Linked DNA regions of Homo sapiens: region 1 is linked to region 2. A link is a loop called in an ENCODE intact Hi-C map of the cell type or tissue named here. Cell type or tissue: Caco-2. All regions are shown on one strand. Each heading gives the region's core, and the rest is flanking DNA. Links, peaks and the distances in the headings are about the cores only. Region 1 overlaps RTN4IP1 (reticulon 4 interacting protein 1). Region 2 has its middle 12 kb from the start of LINC02532.

What was found. A loop is a pair of places that touch in the nucleus more often than their neighbours do. Peaks named below come from ENCODE experiments on the same cell type or tissue, not always from the same donor. Only the 100,000 strongest peaks of a DNase experiment are listed, where the experiment ranks them.
Region 1: it touches region 2 in a loop (4-fold over the local background); 4 of 110 quality-filtered maps call a loop at or near these places.

What each region holds. Positions count from the first base shown.
Region 1 is chr6:106,603,892-106,611,891 of GRCh38, forward strand. The region is part of intron 4 of RTN4IP1 (reticulon 4 interacting protein 1); the gene reads right to left. It also overlaps the pseudogene RNU6-527P. Among named protein-coding and RNA genes, the nearest start is that of RTN4IP1, 22 kb to the right of the region's middle. In Caco-2, for the core only: CTCF peaks have their summits at 4,391 and 5,971; a DNase peak (open chromatin) is centred at 6,030.
Region 2 is chr6:106,790,897-106,807,898 of GRCh38, forward strand. No RefSeq gene overlaps it. Among named protein-coding and RNA genes, the nearest start is that of LINC02532, 12 kb to the left of the region's middle. RefSeq lists enhancers at 8,138-8,432, 13,379-14,139. In Caco-2, for the core only: no CTCF peak of the experiment used is centred there; DNase peaks (open chromatin) are centred at 7,615 and 8,325.

The sequences.
Region 1 (8,000 bases), core at 1-8,000, 190 kb before region 2:
AAAGTGATTGTTTGATATCTGATACTGTATTAGCTAAGGGGATATTGTTGACAGAATTCATGAGAATTCTCTTTATGACGGCCTACAAAAAAAACACTTTTCTGAACACTAAGTGGTGGCAGTATCTGTCCTATTTAACATCACCGTAAATTGAGTAACTGCTAGTGTGGGTCCCTACTGCCTTGGCTGCTGGAAAGTGCAGGGAATTTTGCCACCTATCTCTAGTAAGTACACCAAATCTTGGAACACGCATTCTATCTATAACCTTCACCCTAGTTTCATTTCATTTTTTTCTATCTTGCCCAAATCATAGAAGGCTGTTTGTCACCCTTATTTATAGCTTAACAGTTACTACTAAAATTTTTGAGCCAGTTGTTCCCTTTGAAATTAAAACCATTAAATGTAATTAAGCCAAGTCTCCTTCCAAATTGTGTTCCTTCTAGAAGGATTTATAATTTCCAAAATTATAAAGACTAGAAGAAATTTTAAAGATCCTGTTAGGGTTCAGAAAACAATACCCCAGAGTATGTCACTTTGACATGCTGAGTACTTTGAAGTAAAGAAGCAGCCTCAGAACGAAGGTCTCTCTGACCTTCTCTCACCATCCCGGCCACGGTCTCTCATCCCTTCCCTTTGTCTCTCCTGAAGTGCAAAGGGACGATTTCTCTGAAGTTCCCTCAGAAGGAATGCTATTTTCTTGGGCCCCCTCCCTATAATCTCACCAAACACAGAAGATTAACTCACATGAAAGAAGACTAGAGTAGGTGCCACACACACAGCCCAGATGAATTTTGTCCTAGGCTACTGTCTGTTCTTTGGGCCCATTCATCTCCCCTCAAAATAATTTGCTCTTCCTCTAAAATTGCCTACATACTCCCCTTCCCTCCACCCTATGAAGAGGGTATGTAGGCATCACCCATTTGGCCCTTCTTTGAGGTTTGTACCTTGTGTGACTTCCATGCACCTGCACCTTATTACCTGCCCAGGTCTGCTGCCACCAACACTGACAGTGACCCCACCCCTCCAGTAGTAGAGCTGCCACACTGCCATGCATGCAGTGCAGAGACTAGAGGACCAGTTCACCTGGGGCCCACAACTACCACTGCTGGCCCTCATGCACAATGACCACAGTGCTGAGGACTAGTCCACCCAAAGCCTGCCATCCACACCAGCAGCAGGAATGCCATGTAGCTGTATGTGTCACCTAGTGACCTGAGAACCAGACTGCCTGGCACCCCTATGTCCAACAAAAGTGCCCAACAGGCCAAGCGCGGTAGCTCATGCCTGTAATCCCAGCACATTGGGAAGCCGAGGCAGGCAGATCATGAGGGCAAGAGATCGAGAACATCCTGGCCAACATAGTGAAACCCCGTCTCTATTAAAAATACAAAAATTAGCTGGGCACGGTGGCACACTCCTGTAGTCCCAGGAGGCTGAGGCATGAGAATCGTTTGAACCCAAGAGGTGGAGGTTGCAGTGAGCTGAGATGGCACCACTGCACTCCAGCCTGGCAACAGAGCGAGACCCTGTCTCAAAAAAAAAAAAAAAGTGCCTAACAGCCTCCACAAACTACAGCGTAAGCCACTGAGGAATTACTGACACGATTGATAGTGATTACAGCCAAAGAAATCATACAAAGATGCTGGGTGCAGTGGCTCATGCCTGTAATCCCAGCACTTTGGGAGGCCGAGGTGGGCAGATCACGAGGTCAGGAGATCGAGACCATCCTGGCTAACATGGTGAAATCCTGTCTCTACTAAAAAAAATACAAAAAAATTAGCCAGGCATGGTGGCAGGTGCCTGTAGTCCCAGCTACTCGGGAGGCTGAGGCAGGAGAATAGCATGAACCCGGGAGGCAGAGGTTGCAGTGAGCTGAGATCGCGCCACTGCACTCCAGCCTGGGCGACAGAGCAAGACTCTGTCCCAAAAAAAAAAAAAAAAAAAAAAAAAAAAGAAATCATACAGAGACTACACTACTGCGCTCACCCAGGAACAAAGCCAAAGCACTCTACTCAAACAACACAATAGATACATCTACAGGAAAAAGTACTGGAAGTACTAGCCAGAGCAATTAAGCAAGAGAAAGAAATAAAAGGCATCCAAATTGGAAAAGAGGATGTCAAATTGTCCCTCTTTGCAGATGACATGATCTTACATATAGAAAAAACAAAAGACCACCAAAAACCTCTTAGAATTGATAAACAAACTCATTAAAGTAGCACAAAATCAACATACAAAAATCCGTAGCAGCCAGGAGCAGTGGCTCACGCCTGTAATCCCAACACTTCAGGAGGCTGAGGCAGGCAGATCGCTTGAGTCCAGGAGTTCAAGACCAGCCTGGCCAACACAGCAAAACCTATCTCTACTAAATACAAAAATTAGCTGGGCACAGTGGCACACGCTTGTAGTCCTAGCTATTTGGGAGGCTGAGGTGGAAGGATCACTTGAGCCCAGGAAGGCGGAGGTTGCAGTGAGCTAAGATCGTGCCACTGCCCTCCAGCCTGGGTTACAGAGCAACACTCTGTCTCCAAAAAGAAATTTTTTTAAATAAACAAATATAAATAAAAATTTAAAAATCAGTGGCATTTCTATATACCAACAATGAACTAGCTGAAAAAGAAATCAATTTCATTTACAATAGCTACAAAAAAACCACTTAGGAATAAATTTAACCAAGGAGGTGAAAGATTTATATAATGAAAACTAGAAACACTGATAAAAGAAATCAAAGAGGGCTAGGCACGGTGGCTCACACCTCTAATCCCAGCACTTTGGGATGCCAAGTGGGGGAGGATCGCTTGAGCTCAGGAGTTCAAGACCAGCCTATCTCAAAAACATACATATAAATTAAATAAATAAATAGAAAAGAACACAAAAAAATGGACATCCTATGCTCATGGATTGGAAAAATAAATGTTGTTAAAATGAACAAACCACCCAAAGCAATCTACAGACTTAATTCAAGCCTTATCAAAATATCAATGACATTCTTCACAGAAATTTTTTAAATCCTAAAATTTGCATGGAACCACAAAAGACCTTGAATAACCAAAACAATATGCACAAAAATAAAACAGCAGGAGGCATCACCCTACCTGACTTCAAACTATACCACAAAGCTACAGTAACCAAAACAACATGGTACTGGTATAAAAACAGATACATAGACCAATGGAACAGAATAAAGAACCCAGAAATAAATCAACCTATTTATAGCCAACTGATTTATGACAAAGGCAACAAGAATTGATGTTGGTGAGAGGATAATTTCTTCAATAAATGGTGCTGGGAAAATTGGATATCCATATGCAGAAAAATGGAAACTAGATGCCCATCTCTCACCATATATAAAAACCAACTCAAAATGAATTAAAGACTTAAACATAAGACCCAAAAAAAAACTATTAGAAGAAAGCATATGGGAATACGGGCAAAAATGATATAGGTAAGACTTCAAAAGCACAGGCAGCAAAAACATTAATAAATAGGACTATATCAAACTAAAAAACTCTGTACAGCAAATGAAACAACCAATGAAGAGACAACCTGTAGAATGGGAGAAAGTATATTCAAACTCTACAACCAACAAGGGACTACTACCCAGAATATATAAGGAACTCAAAAAACTCAACAACAACAAAAAAACTAGTAATCCAATTAAAAACGTGCAAAGGATCTGAACAGACATTTCTCAAAAAGAGAAAAATGATCAAGCATAGGCAAAATATGCTGTACATCACTAATAATCAGGGAAATGCAAATTCAAACCACAATGAGATCTCTCACCCTAGTTAGAATGGTTATTACCAAAAAGACAAAAAACAGGGCTTACTTAGGCAGCACATATACTAAAATTGGAATGACACAAAGATTAGCATGGTCCCTGAGCAAGAATGACATGCAAATTTGTGAAGTGTTCCATATAGAAAAAAGACAAAAAAAAATAAATATTGGAAAAGATGCAGAGAAAAGGGGACTCTTATACACCTTTGGTGGGAATATAAGTTAGTATAGCCAATATGGAAAACGGTATGAAGTTTTCCCTAAAAGTAAAACTATCGTAAGATCCAGCAATCCTACTACTGAGTATTTATCCAGAGGAAGGAGAATCAGTCATATCAAAGAGATATCTGCACTCCCATGTTTAATACAACACTATTTGCAATAGCCAAGATATGGAATCAACTTAAATGTCCATTAACAGATAAACAGGTAAAGAAAATGTGGTATGTATACACAAGGTAATACTATTCAGCCATAAAAAAGAAAGAATGATATTCTGTCATTTGTGGCAACAGGGATGAGCCTGGAGGACATTATGTTAAGTGAAATAAGTCAGGCACAAGAAGATAAATACCACGTTTTCACTCAAGGGGGAGCTAGACAAGGTTGAAGTCACAGAAGCAGTGAGTAGAACTGTGGTTTATCAGTCGCCAGGAAGGGTAGCAGGGAGGGAAGAACAGGGTGAGGTTGGTTAACAAATACAAAATTACAGCTAGATAGGAAGAATAAGTTCTAGTACTCTATAGCACTACAAGGTGAATATAGTTAATAATAATTTATTGTATACTTTCAAAAAACTAAAAGAGAGGATTTTTAATGTTCCCAACACAAAGAAATAATCAATGTTTGACTTGAAGGATATGCTGATTGTTCTGATTTGATCATTACACATGGTATCCATGTATTGAAATATCACACTATGCCCCATAAATGTGTACATTACATATCAACTAACATTAAAAGGAAATAAATAATGTGTATAACTTTTCTCCTATTAATCTATTATCAGTTGATTTCAGCAGACTCAGTTATAGAACCTTCAGAGGGCAGAGGTAAAGTACCTTTTGCCCTGACAATTCAAACATAGCTTTAGTCTTCCTAAATGAGGGAAAAAAGTATGAAAAGTGCTTCAAAAATACATTCAAAAATTAATTCCCCCATGAAATATTTCACCCTCTTACTTTTGTCCATTCTTATAGAAGTGTTGCTAGTCAAATTCTCATTTAAGTTCCTCACAATATATTACCTGCACTCTCCAACTTTTCCTCTCACTATTTCCTGAATGGAACTCTTCCTCTGAGACTCTGTTCCCCTAATTCTTCCCCCTACATTGCACACACACTGGTCCATTCCTCCAGGCTCTAGAATGCTATAATTACCTGCTGAGGTCTCCTTTCCCTTGAAGGACCAAGTCCCAGTTTTCCTCTACAATACCCTTAACATAGCCTGGAACCTGTTATCTATGCCACACATCCTACTTCCCAACTTATTCTGCAAGCTCTTAAGGTCAGAGACTTCATATTATGCCCTGCATTGGCCACAGTGCCCTGGATGTAGCAGATGCCTGATCAAAGTTTCTTGACTTTCAAAATCATCCATGGCCAGACATGGTGGCTTACGCCTGTAATCCGGCACTTTGGGAGGCTGAGGCGGGAGGATTGCTTGAGCCCAGGAGTTGAAGATCAGCCTGGGCAACATCATGAGATCACATCTCTACGAAAAATAAAAAATAAATTATCTAGGTATGGTGGTGCTGAGGTGGAAGGATGGCTTGAGCCCAGGAGTTTGAGGCTGCAGTGAGCAATGATTGTGCCACTGTACTCTAGCCTGGGTGACAGAGTGAGACCTTGTCTCTAAAAAAAGAAATCATCCAATCACCATTATGTCCTACAATCAAGGCAACAACTGCTACTACCTCAAGTGAGGGGATCGCCTGGCTACTTGAAAGACTGCATTCAAGTTTCTTCCAGTAAAGAAAAGCTTGAAAATAATTTCTAATTCTCTCTCTGTGAATGCTGGATACTAAATATAATGGCTACTTCAGGATCCAACTGCCAAATACATCTCCGACCTCATTATTGTCAGTTCATCTCTTCCCTATAACTCTTGATCCAAAGCAACTTCATTCCCTCAAATAAAAAAGCAAAACTGTGTTTCACAGCAGGGCTTAGCAAGAGTGGTTCTGCAATAGCAGCTTCAATTCTTTGTGTTGCCACCTGATGGCGACCCCAAGTGCAAAAGCAGCAAGGAGCAGGTCCAATGAATGAAGCGCTGTTAGCTTGTAAAGGAGCCCTGAGGACACATCGTTTTCTGGTCCTGTAAACTCCACATTTTGTGCAGGTTTCAACCATATCTTTCTTCAAAGTCCCCAAAAAGAGAGTAGGCAAAATAAATTTTTTTTTTTTGAGACGGAGTCTCACTCCGTCGCCCAGGCTGGAGTGCAATGGTGCTATCTCAGCTCACTGCAACCTCCGCCTCCCGTGTTCAAGGGATTCTCCTGACTCAGCCTCCTGAGTAGCTGGGACTACAGGCGCCCACCACCACACCTGGCTAATTTTTTTGTATATTTAGTAGAGATGGGGTTTCACCATGTTGGCCAGGCTGGTCTCGAACTCCTGACCTCAGGCAATCCGCCCACCTCAGCCTCCCAAAGTGCTGGGATTACAGGTGTGAGCCACCGCACCCGGCGGCAAAATAAATTTTCAAGCCAACAATAAGCCGGTCGGTCTTCTAAAGTCTGAAGTCTTGTGGCTCAACTAATTATTCTTGTTGTATTCTTCACAGCACGTTCAATGCAAAGGGAAGCAACTGCTGTTGCTGACCTCCCAATGGCCCTTCACTTAAGTCCTACACAGTGGGAATACTTTTTACCTAGCTTGCTGTAATGGCCACACTATATATTCGAATCTCACTGAAGTAGAAGCCTATTTGTGATAGTGAAGAAACGTGTGCTGTATTTGTTGGTTTATATAAAGTGTGTACAGAAATACTCTACTTGAAAAAAGCACTGTTATTCAAAATCGCCAAGGTTTTTAATTGCATGCCTCTATTACTTCTTAAGTACACATATAGAGCTTCTTTGGAAGTCAGAAGGGATTGTACTAGTGACAGATATTTTTTAAATATGGAGAAAATATGAATCAGTATTACATTACTTAGGCATTCTTAAACCCTAAAATCTAACTTGCTCTGTCCTTTTTGCCTAATCTCTGAATTCTCCCTAAACATACATTAAGGCACTGAAGCAATGTTGGCTTCTTTTCCATGACTGAGTCACTTTTTATTTGGCATTTGGGCACCTAAGCCCTCTACAATCACAGTTTTCAGTATTGTAATCTTATGAGGTAGGGCGCCAACCCCCTTAGCTGCCTTACAAAAAAAAAAACAAAAACACGAAACATGCTACAAAACAGCAAGACATCCAGAAGTAGAAAATCATCTTCAAGTTTCTATATTCTGACTTGATCCCAAAAATCTCTGAATGCCAGGGCTGGGTATCTAGAGTCACGGGTTCAGGTTTCAACTCTCTCTCTAATGGAATCCCTGGCCCTCAGATCTGTCACCTACAAAATGATGATGACAGAAGTGTACTCTGGGAGTCAATGAAAAAGAACAGGTGCTTTCCATCTAATTTAAGCTTATATTTTGTTTCTCCACCTTTGAAACAGACATATATGGCCTTCAAAATTGCCCCAGATTTATAGTGAAAAAAGCCACATTATAAGATTAGAGTGTCATCTATTAAATCCTAATGACTTATGAACAAAGATGATTTAAATATGGTGAAATCGACCATCAGTAGAAACAAATGGTTTTAAGAAATAAGGATTATGCTGAAAATGTATCTCATCTTTCACCTCCACAAACTACTTTTTTTCTCAGCCTTGTGGAGGTTCTGAAACACACATGACTTTTAAATCACGGGGAAAACAGATAAAAGATAGCAAAGTGTCTTAGCATAATACGCCAGGTTTATTGTCTTAAAGTGAGTGAGAAACTTAATCTGAATAAGTGGAAAAATATAGCTACAAAACAAATCAATCAAAGGAGACCAAGATAGCCTAGATTTATGTGTCCTCTTCTTCTAAGCCTCTGTAATGCATGTTGACATCCCCCAATTTACAGAAGAGTTTGTGTGTGAATTAAATGTTTAGAAAGTTAAACACATTTTCCCAAGAAAACAAAGCTATTTATATATCTTGGTAAGGTGGCCAGGG
Region 2 (17,002 bases), core at 5,145-13,144:
CCCAAGTCATTTAAGAGGTGGATGTAGCCTGGAACCAAAAGACAGGGCCGTGACAGATCGTGTCTGTCCAGTCTGCTCTGAGAACTGCCCCACTGTGGAGCACTTCACCCGGCCAGCAAGCTCCACTCACTCCCGCACAGAACTGCTCAGAAGTCCTTCGTGCTGAATTTTGTATTCCACCCTATCCCCCATGTCACTGCAATCTAAACCTTTTCCTTGAGGACTTCAATGTTAGAAGTCCGGGCTCTGACTCAGACAGCCTAGTTGAGTGACCTTCACATGACTTGGACTCAATTTCCTTGTCTATAAAAATAGGTAATACCAACATCTATTTCATAAGAGTGTCGTAAGGATTAAACAGGAAAAAAAAGTGAAGGACCTAACGTATTGTTAGCTTTCAGTAAATATTAATAGAATTAATATTTTTAGTTATTAATTAAATTATTAACTAATTAAAATAATAATTACTATTATTGTTTTTCCTTGACTTAATGTCCTGTGTACTTTTAGTTTCCCTCAATGCTAACATCCAGTACAAAATCAGAACATTGATACTGGTGCAACCCACAGAGTTCATCAGTTTTGCATGCTGTCATTTGTGTGTGTGTTTGTGTGTGTGTGTCCCTGTACCATTTTATCGCCTGTGTAGATGCGTGTGACCACCACCACAATCACGATACAGAACGGTTCCATCAGCACCGAGGTCCTTGTGCTTCCTCACCTCCCTTCTTGCCCCTCCTTTATCCTTGCCCCCCGGTTATTTTTAGTCCCCACGAAGTGTCTCAGAGAAATCTCAGACATGTTTTCCCACTCCAGCCTGTTTGACGTTGTTGCTTCCTGCAAGCCACCAGGGAGGCCAGGGGCTGCCCCTTTGTCATCAATCTCCTAAAGGCCTGTGCCCTCCTGCCCAGGATACTACCTCCACGTTCCCGCGAAGCTGAGACACGTCAGGTATGCCAAATGGAGCTACAGTGTGTGTCAATTACACAGGATGTTCTGTAAGAAATGGGGAGACTGCCCATTCCCCAGCTCTATGTTGCATTTGGCCACATGAGACCCAAAGCAGATTGCATCTGCCCAAACCATACATCCCCTACCCGTTCTGACTGCAGTTGCCTTGTTTTCGAAGGTCAGATCCAAACCCTGGGACTGGGCTGGGCAGACATTGTCTTTCCTCCTAATCTCTAAACCTGTGTCCCCCTGGGGCCTCTGTTCAAAGCTTCTTTTTTTTTTTTTTTTTTTTTTTGAGATGGAGTCCTGCTCTGTCACCCAGGCTGGAGTGCAGTGGTGCGATCTTGTTCAAAGCTTCTTCAGCACAATTTTGGTTTTCCTGGATAAACAGATGCACAGGGGGTTCACCACATATAAGCTCATCAGATAGACCAAGCTACATTGCAGGATCACAGTTTAGGCTTGGCTGAGGTGCCTGACTCCTCTCAGGATAAATTTGACAGCATTAAAAACAGATGAAATAGCCAACCTAAGCTCTCAGGAAAGAAGTCCTCAGGTTTGTAGGTTCATAATTTAATTCAAAATAAAAGTTTTACTGAGTCTAGCTTTGGTCAAAAATATTTGATTGTCTAAAGAAGGTAATTACCTTCTCTTAGTCACCTACCATCTAACATAAGATGTGTTCATGGTAATTAACCTGTATCTCAGTATTTAAGTTACAGAATAGCAAAGGGGAAATGTGACTTGGCTACAGGAGGATTAACATCACCCAAAGATAGATAGAGAGACTTAAAACCTCTTTGCAGAAGAGAATATCATGTTTTAGGCAGTGCAAGGAGAGTTGCATCATGTTAGGCAAAAGCATAATGTTGCTATTGTCTTTATTGGGAAGTTAAACATGGTTAAAAGAAGTGCGTGTGAATGCCAAGTTTACAAGGAATAGACTGTGGTGGCTTTGTACCATGACAACTGAGCTTAACAAAACCTGTGTTTTCAAGAATTCCCTTCCCTGTGTAGTTCTAGGTTATGGTTGGCGACAAGACATATTTTCCATCAGACTTGGAAGGTGGGCATGGAGCAGTGGCCATATTTCCTATGCCCTGAATGTAGCAGCAGGGCAGCAGGTGCTGTGGCAGCTGGCAAACGTTGTCACTGATGTGGTGTGTGTGCCCAGACCCACAGCTCCTCCAGCTCCTGCCAGATCTCCTCCATCTGTTTCTCTGAGTCCTGGGCCAGGTGATAGTGCAGCTCCATGGCGAAGGGCTCCAGCTTCTCCAGCAGGTCATGCAGAATTGAGGCTGGAGTGGATGGGAGAGGGATACCTGGTTCCAGTTGGTCTGTCTTCGTGGTTTCTAATTATCTTCGTGGGTTCCATTTCGTCTTTGTGGTGTCGTGTTTGTCCTTCTTCTTATCCACACCCAGCTCCCATTCCAACTGTCTCTCTATCTGACCCATAGGACTTCAGGTCAACAGTAGACACCACAGGGGCAATGATGGGCATAGATCGCCTCCCCCCAGCTCCCTCATGGCAAAACTAGGACTCTGCCATCCATTATTCTATATCACTTACACTGGTTCTGCATCTTTGATCAAACCCTGAATGATACAGAATTATGTAGTGATTACTTCTCAGAGGCACTATAACCAACTGAATTTTGTATTTGTTGATTGAACAGAAGATCAAGTTTTAACTGCATATTGATTGAAGGGGTGAATGATGAGTAAGAAATTAAAATACCCTTTGGGGGTGCACAGAAATATATATTCTCTGCCCTGGAAAACAAATCCTAGGTGACTTTGACCTTCAATTCTTACACTCAAATATCCTGCCTATTCTTCAAATAGGAAGCATCTTTGTAAATGTCTAAGCATTTATTTATTCAACCAACTATGCATTGTTTACCTCTCTGTCCTATGCATTACCCCACAACTGGACTCCAACACACTGAGGATGGTTCAAGAAAATTGCTGAGGCATTTTCCTTCCTCCCTCCAGAGCCTTGATCCCAATCTCCTTTCACTTTTATTTTATTTCCCAAACTCCAGACTCTAAGTTCTGAAGACCTGACTCAAATCCCTGCCTTTGGGCCCCCTGGATTTCACATCTACCCATATACACCCTGGCATTTGATCCTTTGTCCTCCTTGTGGACTCTGGCTTCACTTGATCCTTCAGGCCCTGTCACCTCCCTTGATCTTGGCTGGACCTTGCAGCCCCAGCTCCTACCAAAGTCACCGCCTGCGTTTGACTACCTGGATGGTGCTTCCCAGTGAGAAAGAGAATAGGTGACATCCAGACACCACTCTCTAGAGCCTGCAACCTGGTGGGGGAAGTGAGTTATACACAGAATACAAAATAAGCATCGAAGAAGTCTGGAAAAAAGCATAATCCCTTTAACCCAAACTAAGGTCATCAGGGGAGTCTTCCTGGATTAGGTGACCTTTGGAGGGACTGGTAAAAATGTAACATAACCCTAGCTATATATAACCCCAGCTATATATAACCCCAGGAGATGAGTTGGGAAAGTAGGAGGGGGAAATGCTAGGGATAATGGAGAAAGCCAAAGAATTGGAGCATGAGGCCTTGCACAGACAAAATTCAGTTATATCGTTAAAAGAGTGCAGAGAAAACATTAGGAAATACAGATAAATTTCTATCTCCTGTCCAAAAAGAAGTAGGGAAACTATAACCACCACAAATAAGCCTCCAGTTTATCCATGACTTAAGACTTGTCATTCACAAACCGCTTGCTGGGGTGACAAACATCTGAACAGTGAATGAGAGGATGAAAGGAAAAACTGGATGATCATGAAATGTTAGTAAGTTGCCCCGAAATTAAGAGCATACCATTTCCACAAGGCTGGGAGAGAAGTCCCAACTCTGAGGCTTTGGCAGCTCAGGGAAGCAGAACACCTCTCTGGGACTCCACGAATGTTCTTGGCGACTGAGCTGTGAACATTGCCCAAGAATACATTTTTGAAAGTCATAAATAATACAACTTCTCGAGTTAAACACACAGAGAAAAAATGACTGAAGATATGTCTGTTATAGATAAACATGCTGCCACATCTTTTTGACAGCTTATGGCATTGGAGATTCTTCTAATAAAAAATTCAATTTGAAAGGCCACCAGCAAAATCACTGTTCCCTCTAAAAGACAATTCTAACTACATTTCTACAAGACAAGCGTAGGCTTCTTAGGATTCTCTGGACAGGAGGATGGAACAAACCTGAAATATTTGGGGTTGTTTGTTTGTTTTTGAGATGGAGTCTTGCTCTGTCGCCCGGGCTGGAGTGCAGTGGCACGATCTCCGCTCACTGTAACCTCCGCCTCCCAGGTTCAAGCGACTCTCCTGCCTCAGCCTCCCAAGTAGCTGGGATTACAGGCATGTGCCACCATGCCTGGCTAATTTTTGTATTTTTGGTAGAGACAGGGTTTTGCCATGTTGGCCAGGCTGGTCTCAAACTCCTGACCTCAGGTGATCCACCTGCCTCAGCCTCCCAAAGTGCTGGGATTGCAGGCATGAGCCACCATGCCGAGCCCCCAAACCTGAAATATTTTGAAGCTCATCTAATAGATATTAGCTAGCCAATACAATTAGAATATATTCCACATGTCCTCATTATTTAAACAAACTCCAATTGGAAAATTTCTCATTCATGGTAATAAAACAGTTCCTCTTGGATTCATCAGGTTAATTAAGTGACCCCTGAGGTGAACTGTGTCTAGACTTATTGTAGACCCATCCAAATTACTGTGATCTACTGCAGGATAGCCAAATCCTGATGCCATGAAATATAATATTGTACCTCTGAATGGGGCGAAGTAGAAAGCCTCAGAAAAGCGGGGACACAGGAATATTTCTGGGGTATAACCTGTATAAAGGCAGGATCCAAATAGTTCAGTCTCAAGATGGTAGTCAAGGAATACAGCCTGACACAAGAAGGAATTTCAAAGACTCAAATTATTTATTTTGAGATTCTGGGAAACCACAAAGAGAAGGCAAACATAGAGCATACAGCAACACTTATGAATTTCCCTTTCTTCTGCACCCATTTCACTCATATGTGCTGCATTTGTTCTGAGGTGTCCCTCATCACAATTTCCCGAAGGCTTTCTCTAGGCTGAGCTCCGCACTTGCATTTTCCTCTCTTTACTTCCTCTCTTATGTCTATCCTTTGACTATAGTCGTTGATATTGCCTCTCTCCCCGTGATTAAAAAGGGAATAAAAACACGTCCTCTTTGGGAGAGGAAAGAAGGGAGGAAATTTGGCAGACCATTATAGCGTGAGTTTTTGGTTATCTGGGAAAGGGAGGAAGCCAGCAGACATTCCCATCTTTATTCCATTTAGCTCCCTCTCTGCCAGACAGTGATAAGGGAACTTAATTTACACCAAAACCAGGGATAGGGAGCCCAATTCAGAGGCTCAAATGAATATACGGCCACACATTCCTAAAAAAACAAAAATAAAAAAAACAACAACTCACCTTTCAACCATCTTTTGTTGGTTGACGTATGATTTCCTTATCGTAAGAGAGTAAGTATGAGTTATTAAACAGGACATTTTTTGTTATTTTTTGTTAGTTTGTCTTTTTGGGACAGAGTTTCACTCTTGTTGCCCGGGCTGGAGTGCAATGGCGCAATCTTGGCTCACTGCAACCTCCACCTCCCGGCGGAGGGTTCAAGCGATTCTCCTGCCTCAGCCTCCAGAGTAGCTAGGATTACAGGCGCCCAGCACCATGGCGCACTAATTTTTTTTGTATTTTTAGTAGAGACGGGGTTTCACCATGTTGACCAGGCTAGTCTCGAACTCCTGACCTCAGATGATCCACCCGCATTGGCCTCCCAAAGTGCTGGGATTACAGGCGTGAGCCACTGTGCCCAGCAACAGCACATTTTAAAGTTAAGATGAGGCAACATAAAACTTGAATTAATAAATGTGACAAACAAAAATAACAATAAAATAATAAATTATAAATCCCAACATGAATACAATTATATTTCTTAATTTTGACAGTGTGAACAATAGACTTAGTGTTAGATCATTTGCAGCACGGTCAGATAGAAGAATTTTTTCCCTCATGTAAAGACTACACCCTAACTCAGGCATGGGAAAACATCATCTCATATAAGCCTCATAAACCCCAACTAAGCCAGCTCTTAGGGCCACACCAGTGTTCCAACATCTGTAAAGCCAGTTTTCATCTAAGTTTAATTTTAAAAAGCCAAAATGTTGAGTAAAATATTGTTCTTGTACATCCACTCTGGGGTGGGTTTTTAGTGTCCTGACCTAGAATGTAGCTGGGATGGAGCAGGACTGCTTGAGGAAAGAGGGTTGCTGGGCTCACCTTTTCAGTTTGGCAGAAGCATTGAAACTGGTGGGGGAAAGAGGCCTGGTAAGGAACTGGGGTTTGGAGCCCCTTCAAATTACTCAAAGCCAAAAAGGCGCACAGAGAGAGAAGAGCAAGAACCTAACAGCCTGAAGTGGCATTTCTGGCATGTGTTCAGGCAGCTTTTTTCGTCTGTGTTTCCATAAAGACCTCTCTTGCATAAAGCTCATCCAGGCCTCTGTGAACTGGTTGAGCCAGGGCAAGATGCACAGTCTCTGGGACTGTGAGTGTGAGTAAACAAGATTCTCCCCTTACCCCACAAGCCTACCCCTGCCCCAAAACAATTCAGCACAGAGGTATACTTCAAAGGCCCACAGCTCTCCCCAGCAAACAGACAAAGCTCTGCAGCCTTCAGATAGAGACTTCATCCTCAAGCCAGACAAAGACTTCATCCTGGTGGGAAACTGATGAGAAGAAGAAATGGCAATAGTAATGTGTATACACATACGCACACACAGGTTACAGGTACAGGACTCTAAAATTGCAGTGTGAAGTCTCCTGATACAAGCCACATTCTCTGGTCATCTGTTTATCCAAACAGAGTTCTACACTAGGGTCAAGAGAGTCTTTTTAAAAATTATAGGGTACTGTGCTTTGCTAAATGGCATCATGGAATGAAGACAACACTGGTGATGCTACTAATTATGCAGCTTGAGAAAGCTGCTCACCTGTGCAGAGCTTGAGTTTCCTCATATGAAAATTGGAGATGATAAAACCTACCTTGTAGGATTTTTATGAATATTAAATAAAATAACATGTAAAAACAACTGGCCAGAAATGGTAACAAGCAAGAGTAGAATTTGGGAAAAGGGTTTGCTTGATTCTAACAGATGTTCTCCAAAGGTGCAAAATGAGGTTGTTGAGAAAGGTGGTGTGTGGCTGGTTGATGCGAGGCTTTGAGTCCGCCTGCCTGTGAAGTTTGATTTTGAAATCTCAGCCTCTTAGAAGCCTCTGTAAGGGGATGGGTGGTCACAAAGCCACATCTTATAGTGTGGTCTGCAAGGATGCCTATAAAACACTCAAAGCTTATTGAAAATTCCCCTGCAGATCTCCTCGTCTGAATTCCTCCCCACCCCACACCAATGAGCCACTACACATTCAAGGAAAACAAAGAGACAACTCTAAAGCCCTAAGGAGCGGCCCAGCTAGGCCAGTAGTTTTCCCCAGAGGGAAAATGTGCTTCCAGACACACTCAGCTGAAACTGACTAGAAACTGGACTGTGTTGACTGAACAAGTTGAGAAAGATTTGCCTCTGGCTTTAATAAATTACGACATCAGCTTTTGGCATTTAAAATATTCAACTGTTTACCTTAAAAAGTCTCTTGCGGCCGGACACCGTGGCTCATGCCCGTAATCCCAGCACTTTGGGAGCCCGAAGTGAGTGGATCACCTGAGTTCAGGAGTTTGAGACCAGCCAACATAGTGAAACCCCATCTCTACTAAAAATACAAAAATTAGCCAGGTGTGGTGGCGGGCGCCTGTAATCCCAGCTATTTGGGAAGCTGAGACAGGAGAATCACTTAAACCCGGGAGACAGAGGTTGCGGTGAGCCGAGATTGCGCCGCTGCACTCCAGCCTGGCTGACAAGAGCGAAACTCCAAAAAAAAAAAAAAAAAGTCTCTTGACATTAATTTCTTTTCTGGTTTGAATAAAATAGCCTTTTTCCAGGTTGTATTAATTTGCAATAAAAGTGTTCTGACCCTGTATTTTTCTTGTCTGTAAAATGGACTGAGACGCTATTAAGGTTCCTTTGGGCTCCGAGAACTATAGGACTTGGGGACAAACAAACCAGGTGGCTGATTCTACTGACGGCTTCACTGTCACCTGTGGTTTCTGCTCCTTCAAAGGAGTGAGGATTAGCTGCTATTTAGACACAGGAATGCAGGTCTTTGATTATTTGGGTGTCTGTTTTCACAGGCGTTGGACCTGACCCTGCAGCCTGGGAACCCTGACCGGACCTCTCCTCTGATTTGAAAGTACGCAGGCCTGGCTGACACCAGACACCACAGAGGTGTGGCCCCCACCAGACACAGCTACCATTAAACCCCATCTTGTTGCTCACTGGGTGTGTGGCCTTGGTTAACCACAAACCCGCCTAGATGCCTCACTGGCAGGCCAGCTGAAAGCCATCATTTCTTATCCAGCCCCTTAGGGACAGGATTAGAAGAGTTACCTAAAATGTAAGATGTTGCATTCCTAAAGCCCTGGCTGTAACCCAGGGGGACTCCAGGCAAGACGGCTGATCCCAGCGACTTCACTCCTAAATGAAACCAAAGTCACCTAGTATCCTTGAGTGGCATGACATGGAGAATGGCAAGTGAAACCAGAGCCTTCTTGGCAGTTAACTGAGGTGCTCTGAGAAGGTGGCAAAGGAAGAAAGCCTTGGCTTTATTTAAAGGGGCAATTAAAGTTCAGGAAGGAAAGGAAGTGTTGTTATTCTTAATTTTTCACACTCTCCCTGACCCCAACCACCATTCCACAAATAGCCCAGGATTTCATTTGCTGCCAGCAGAAGTATATAGATATCTCTGGAAAGCTATGAATGATTTACAAGCTGGGTCAATAATTAAGTTATCCGGGGATGTGTAGACATAACCAGTCTTAACTCTTTAAATCTCAGAAGACTTGCTCCCCAGCCTGGCAAGAGAATAATGGTTAGAAACCAAACAAAATCTCCATACAGATTTGAAATGCTTTGAGCTAGTAAAATGTTTCAATCCATTATTTGGGAAAGGCTGATGAGCAGATTGTGTTTCTCATCTTGGTCTGTGATTATTTCTAGGACAAAAGAAACATATTAAGTTGGTACAGAAGTAATTGCCATCTTTGCCATTGCTCTTAATGCAAAAACCACATTTACTTTTGCACCAACCTAATAGTTTGTGGATTCAAGTACCCAAACTCTCAGCTTCGATTCCAGCTCACTCCGGAAGGCCAGGTGATTTTGAGAGGGGCCACTCCCTGGAACTGGCCGTCCTCCCTCAAAGACCTCCTCGTGAAGATTTTAATCAATGATGGATCCAGATCCTTCCAAAGGGAAAAAGCATCATTCACGTGGGGGAGGGGAGTTTGTTTGAGAGCAGCCCCTTTGTTGGCTGATCTGTGGGAGGAACAGCCCAGTGGTCTATGCTAGTTAAGGGGTCAAAGCTAAAACTCCTGAAAGAGTTAGCAAGATGAGACTGCATATGTGCAAACTGGAGAAATTCTGAGAAGAAAGTCGCCCAGGGCTTAAGAAGGGCTTTCATGTGGGGCAGGGCTGGACCTGAGCCTGGAAGGACTGGCGGGTGAGGAGCAGGACACCTCAGAGACAGGCATCATTCCGGGCACAAACCTGTGCTGAGTCCTACCTTCCATGTCCAGACATGTACCTGTGCTGCAGGTACATGAGCCAGAGAGGATTGAGCCTCTTATGGGCCGAATTATGTCTCCTCAAAATTCATATGTTGAAGCCCAAATCACCCAGTACCTCAGAATGTGACTGCATTTGGAGATAAGGCCTTTAAAGAGGCAGTGAAATTAAAATGAGGCCTTTAGTGTCGGCCCTAACCCAATCTAACTGGTGTGATCATAAGAGGAGATTTGGAGACACAAAGAGACACCAGAGAAAAGGCCACCTGCAAGCCAAAGAGAGAGACCTCAGGAGAAGCCAAACGTGCTTCTTGAGCCTTTGATCTGAGACTACCCACCTCCAGAACTGCAAGAAAATTAATTTCTACTGTTAAAGCCCCCTGGTCTGTGGAATTTGTCATGGTGGCCTTAAGCAGATTCATACAGCGTCCTTGCCCTCCGAGGGCTCCAGTGTGTTGAGGAGGCCAGACAATAAACAAAATCCTATGAAACCCATACATTCATGACAGCTGTGCAGGGCACTAGGAAGGACAAGGAAAAGGTGCTTTGAGAGTATCTGAAGAACAAAACCGGGGTGAGGAAACACCCCTGGGCCTGGAATTCCCGCCTCAAGGAGAGGAGAGCAGGGAAGGCAGGCTGACCCAAGCCACCACTGAAGAGATGGGAAGTGAATGACAATGGGAACACCAGATTGCAGAGCGCCTGGAAACAAGCAGGAGTATTCTTGCTGGATCTCCAAGGCAATGTGAAGCTATTTTAGATTTCCAAGTGGAGGAACGGCCCAAGGAGAGCAATGCTTTAGGGAGCTCTTTCTTACAAGCATGTGCAGAAGGAGCGCAGGCCTCAAGGCACAGGAAGAGGGGGTGCGGGTGAGAGGGCTGGATCGAGATGCCAGCAAGCGGGCAAAGCGGGGGAGGAGCTGCATGCAAAAAGCATTTTGAAGAAGAAAATGACAGGTCTTGGTGATTGATGGGAAACTCTTTTAAAATTGTCTTGTCCCTGAAGCAGCCCTTCAAGGCTGTGGCTGACGTATAGGAAGGCCCCTGGTAGACCCCTCTCCAGAGTGAGGTGGTTGCCATGGCACCCAGATGCGAGCAAGGGGGATAAAGACCAAATGGCACATTCATTTCATACCCTTCCTTTACCATCCCTTTGTGGGATACCAGTGAGACCCACAAAGCTTCCCGAATCTGCACGATGAATATCATCAGAAGGCATTTGATTACAGCTCTGAGACTCAGTAAGAAAGTAACACCTGGGTAACGTCCATAAAGCAATCTTGCAGATTTCTCTGTGAGGGGCTTCTAACTTCTGGCTGCCTTTCAGCTATTCACAGCTGGGGGGAAGTGGAGGGGACAAGGGGACGTGGGTAAAAGAACTTCTCATACTAGCCTGTGAAGGGATGTTAATGTCTGACTGACAGGAGTAGGACAGTGGTTGCTTGATCCAGCCCTCCTGCCTTCTGCTGGGAAGGAAACAAAAATATGGAAAACCCGGGGGGCTAAAGTTCCAGAGCGCCTGCTGTCAGCTGAAGCCCATGGCCTCACAGAAGCAACCAGATAGAGGAAGCTGTGAATAGATCCTGCCCCGTCAGGTGCTGGATGAAGCTTGTTTCCAGTGTGAAGGAAAGGGGACCTGGTCAGGAAACCATGGTTTCATGAGCCAGACTTTACAACTGCAGGCAGCTGCCAAGGCCAGAGCTCACGGTGAGTGGCAGACAGAAGAATACCAGCCCTTCATCTCATAGTGCTCCGCCAGGCTCATTTTCCATCCATCAGCAGCCGAGGGTTAACGTGGAGATCAGATTAGAGGCACTGCTCTCTAAGAGACCTACATTTGAAGCACTAGGCAAAAACTGATATAAGCACATGTGGAAATAAAACACAGGGTAAAAGAGTCCAGCAAAAAATCCTGGCATGGCAGCTGACTCTGACTGCACAGGACACAGTACACTGACACTCTCTGAGGAGAAGAGTATCTTTAAAGAGTAGACTATTTAAGTAAATTATTTGTGCATGGCTGGTAGAATTCATTATTGTATTATTATTTTTTTTTTAAGACAGGGTCTTGCTCTATTGCCCAGGCTGGAGTGCAGTGGTGCAATCACGGCTCACTGCAGCCTTGACTTCCCAGGCTCAAGCAATCCTCTCACCTCAGCCTCCCGAGTAACTGGGACAAGTGTGTACCACCACACCCTCCTAATTTTTGGTATTTTTTGTAGAGACAGGGTTTCATCATGTTGCCCACTCGAGCCCATCTCAAACTCCTGGGCTCAAGTGATCCACCCACCTTAGCCTCCCAAAGTGCTGGGATTATAGACATAAGCCACCACACCTGGCGCCATTATATTATTATTTTTTTAAAGTCTCTTTTAGAACTGTAAGACTTCAAGATGCTCCATTTGCTCTGGATTGAAAAGCTGATAAATGTTATTTTGTAATCAAAATGTGGTCTGAGGACCAGCTGCATTGGCACCTCCCAGGAGCCTGATACAATTTCAGAATCTCAGACCCAAATCCAGACCTGCTGAATCAGAATCTGCACTTTAACGAGATCCCTGGAAGCTCTGCACAAACATTAAAGTCTAAAAAGCACTGCCTTGGAGCAGGTTAGGCAAAAAGAAGAGCTGAGAAGGGTTGGGTAGCTAAGATCTGGCTTAGCAATACTATAGCCAGATCAGTGCCCACTTCTACTCACTAGGCAATGGCCCCTGTGGCCACAGTGAGAGGGTTTAGATAGTAATGCAGGGTGCAGAGGAAGAGGGCCAGGCTTCTGCTGCATGACCGAAAGAACCCAGGTGCCCCTCCCACTTAGGTGCTCTTATACATTCTCAGCCTTTATCTTTACAAGCCCAAGGCCCATATGAGTCTAGATTATGCAAAATAAGTCTAAGCAATGTAAAAAAAAAAAATGATTTTTTTTTTCCAATTAGCAAAGGGTAATGAGCACTTTCCAGAAATTGTGCTTGGTAGGATATGTCACATAAGTAAATTTTCTTTTGTTTATTTTTCCAAAAAGGCTGCACCAGAACTATCCAAGATAATTACTTTGCCTTCAGTCTGGTTGAGCAGCAGCTGTTTATGGTACCTATGACTTCCTCTGTAAGATCAGTGAGATGTAATACAACAACAAAGGGATTTTGAGTAGACAAACCTGTGCTTGAATCCTGGTTTGGATTATTTCCTGAAATTCAGATAGTAAACTCTAAAATGCTGAATGAATTTACAATTAATTATTCATTATTGAGTGGAAATATAGCAGCATGGCTTAGCCTGGCTTGACTAATAGCACCATTATTATGTCAAGGAGACTAAAGCTTTGAGAGATATAGCTCAATGTCATACAACTAGAAAGTGGCAGAGCCCAGACTGGTAGGTGCCAGGTCTATTGGCCTCAAGAGCCCAGAAGACAGTTAAACCTGATACCATTGCTTCCATGGGCCCAAGGCCTTACTCCCTTCCAGTGCCTTCAACTCTGCTGCATAACTGATGTTCTCACAGTTTAAGACAGAATTGCAAGTGAGCCAGATTTACAAAGGCAGTCATCTTACTACCTTCATTTATCTTACTACCCTTCTGACTTCAAAAGTCATTGCTAATATTCTAAATCGTGGCCTGCTCAGTCTTTGCTCTCCTTTGCTTCTAAATAATTTTGTTGTTTCATCCTCAAAAAATCTAACTCTTCATGTCAACAAGAAAAATCTCAAAATGAGATGGTAAAACAAACATTCCATTGACTTTCAGACTATTAAATAACTAACCCTCTCCCTCAGTCTCCCTATTCCCCATCCCCCTCTCCCAGCTTTTTTCAAGTGCTCCCTCCCAGGCTGGAGAATAATTATACTCTCTGGTGAAACAGAGAAGGTAGAAACTGGAAGACTGAATAGATTTGAGTTAATACAACTTTCTCTCAAACAAAAGCATTTAAGAGTTCAGCAAAGGTTAGGCACGCAGAGAATGCTGCATTTCCTGGTATCTTCTGATTAGCTTTTAAGATAATTAATGGAGATGGGAGTATTATTGCTTGAACAACTACCGCATTCCTGGAGAGAAACAGGAAGGACAGAGCCGAGAATCCTGAGCATTAACCCCAGTGGCCAATCAGCTTCTTTTGCATTTGTAAATTCCCTCTGTGGCTCCATGGTGACCCCACGGTTAGGTGACAGGCAAGCTCCTAGCACTTTGCATGCATTACCTTAACTATACGGCACACTTCTTTTCCGGGAGAGAAATAGCCATACCCATTTTAGGAAGGAGGAAATTGCTGCACACACACAGCCCTTAAAACAATCTAATGTAGCAGCTGCTGTAATTATGCCCATTTTGTGGATGAGGAAACTATGGTCTACAGAGACTTAGCAACTTTTCCAATAACACACAATAAATATTGGGGCTAGAATTAAACCCAAATCTGTCTGACTCCAGAGCTATCACAAGAGGTAACATTTCTGCCTTATCCTACTTCCTTGTTTTATATCTACAGTTCCATAACTGCAGGGCAGCAGAGAGATGCAAACATCATCACAACAAAAATGTCATATATGTCCCCAGTAACCACTAGGCTTCTTTTTGACCATCTGGCTGGCCCAACGGCCAAGCAGTCACCACCAGATGATTCAACCAACTCTGGCTTCTTTCTCTTTCCTCAGACTGTGAACTCCTTCTGAGAAATGATCATATTTTTCCATTTTTATATCCCTCTCAATGCTGCCACATTATAAGAGAGAAAAATTGGCACTTGCTGAATATATATTATAAGCTATGTCAGCTATGTAGCACAGAGACTGTCACTTACCTCTTCAACATTCCAACAGGCATCAGTAATCAATCATAGTGCTCTTCCCTAGTTAAGGCCAGAAAGAGCCTCAGCATCCTTCTCAACATAATACTTTAGTCAGCTACTATCAACCAATCAGAGTTGGTACACTAGGTGAAACCTATTTACTCTTCCTTATCTAAATTATTGACTGGATACCTTCTCATGGCCCTTATGATATTGAGAGGTGACAGCGTGCTGGCAGTCCTCAGAGCCCTCGCTTGCTCTCAGCGCCTCCTCTCCCTGGGTTCCCACTTTGGCGGCACTTGAGGAGCCCTTTGGCCCGCCGCTGCACTGTGGGAGCCCCTTTCTGGGCCGGCCAAGGCCAGAGCCGGCTCCCTCAGCTTGCAGGGAGGTGTGGAGGGAGAGGCGCCAGCGGGAACTGGGGCAGCACGCAGTTCTTGCGGGCCAGCTGGAGTTCTGGGTGGGCATGGGCTTGGTGGACCCTGCACTCGGAGCGGCCGGCCTGCACCGGGCAGTGAGGCGCTTAGCACCCGGGCCAACGGCTGCTGAGGGTGTACTGGGTCCCCCAGCAGTGCCAGCCCACCGGCGCTGTGCTCGATTTCTCACCGGGCCTTAGCTGCCTTCCCGCGGGGCAGGCGTAGGGACTGCAGCCCGCCATGCCTGAGCCTTCCCCCCACCTCCGCGGGTTCCTGTGCAGCCCGAGCCTCCCCCACGAATGACGCCCCCTGCTCCATGGCACCCAGTCCCATCAACTGCCCACGGGCTGAGGAGTGCGAGTGCATGGCGCAGGACTGGCAGGCAGCTCCACCTGCAGCCCCGGTGCGGGACCCACTGGGTGAAGCCAGCTGGACTCCTGAGTCTGGTGGGGAGGTGGAGAGTCTTTATGTCTAGCTCAGGGATTGTAAACACACCAATCAGCACCCTGTGTCTAGCTCAGGGTTTGTGAGTGCACCAGTTGACACTCTGTATCTAGCTGCTCTGGTGGGGCCTTAGAGAACCTTTATGTCTAGCTCAAGGATTGTAAATACACCAATCAGCACTCTGTGTCTAGCTCAAGGTTTGTAAACGCACCAATCAGCACCCTGTCAAAACAGACCACTCGGCTCTACCAATCAGCAGGATGTGGGTGGGACCAGATAAGAGAATAAAAGCAGGCTGCCTGAGCCAGCAGTGGCAACCCGCTGGGGTCCCCTTCCACGCTGTGGAAGCTTTGTTCTTTTGCTCTTTGCAATAAATCTTGCTACTGCTCACTCTTTGGGTCCACACTGCTTTTATGAGCTGTAACACTCACCACAAAGGTCTGCAGCTTCACTCCTGAAGCCAGCGAGACAACGAGCCCACCGGGAGGAGTGAACAACTCCAGACATGCCGCCTTAAGAGCTGTAACGCTCACCACGAAGGTCTGCAGCTTCACTCCTGAGCCAGCGAGACCACGAACCCACCACAAGGAAGAAACTCTGAACACATCCGAATATCAGAAGGAACAAACTCCAGACGCGCCACCTTAAGAGCTGTAACGCTCACCGCAAGGGTCCACAGCTTCATTCTTGAAGTTAGTGAGACCAAGAACCCACCAATTCCGGACACAATATGAGCATTCCTACCTAAGTTTCAGTTATAACATTACCCAGAGAAAGCAAAAGTCAGTGTAACGTAAAAATATTCACTAAAGGAGTTGACCACTTTTCTATTTCATCTCTACTCTGCCACCCCTTCCTCCCTTTTAACAGTAGCCATTACCCCTTCAGTAATAATGAGTTATGCTCTTTGTCAGCTGTTTTGCATAGTATACATGCACAAATGCAAATAATGGCAAATCTTGGGAAATACAAATTTTTTATAAAGTAGGTGAAAGTGTTATTGGCAAATTGCTCAAATCAGACACTGGAAGCCATTGACAAATGAGAATCTGGGAAAGTTATACCGGTTAACAACTGGAGATGAGAAAATTCCAGGGTGATGACAAGATATGTGCTTCAAAAGACATCATTTGAATATCAAAGGATTGAGCTGAATCCTTGGGAAAACTAATAAAGCTCTGGAATATTTTTGCAAAGAAATGACCTTTTTATGAATGTACTGTGGAAATCAAACACACAGTTAAAGAATGTACCATACCCCTATACGAATTTGCCAAAAAATAATTATTACAGGAGAAACAAAACTCCAATAGTCAACATTTTTGGTTTATTTAAAGAATCAGAGCAAGTTGTGACTGTAACATATTTTAGTTTAATAGTTGGGGAAAGAAGTTATTTCCAAATGAGACAGAGGAGAGATTGGGCTTAGCTTCAGCTCACTCCCACTAGAGGATTGCCACTGATCACAAAACCCACACCACTACCTCTCTGATGCCATAATGTTCAACCATGCCTTTTACTTAAAGAATTCCATGTCCAAGCACAGTGGCTAACACCTGTAATCCAAGCACCTTGGGAGTCCAAGGCAGGAGGATTGCTTGAACCCAGGAGTTCGAGACCAGCCTAGGTAATAGAGTGAGACTCTGTCTCTACAAATAGAAACATTAGCTGG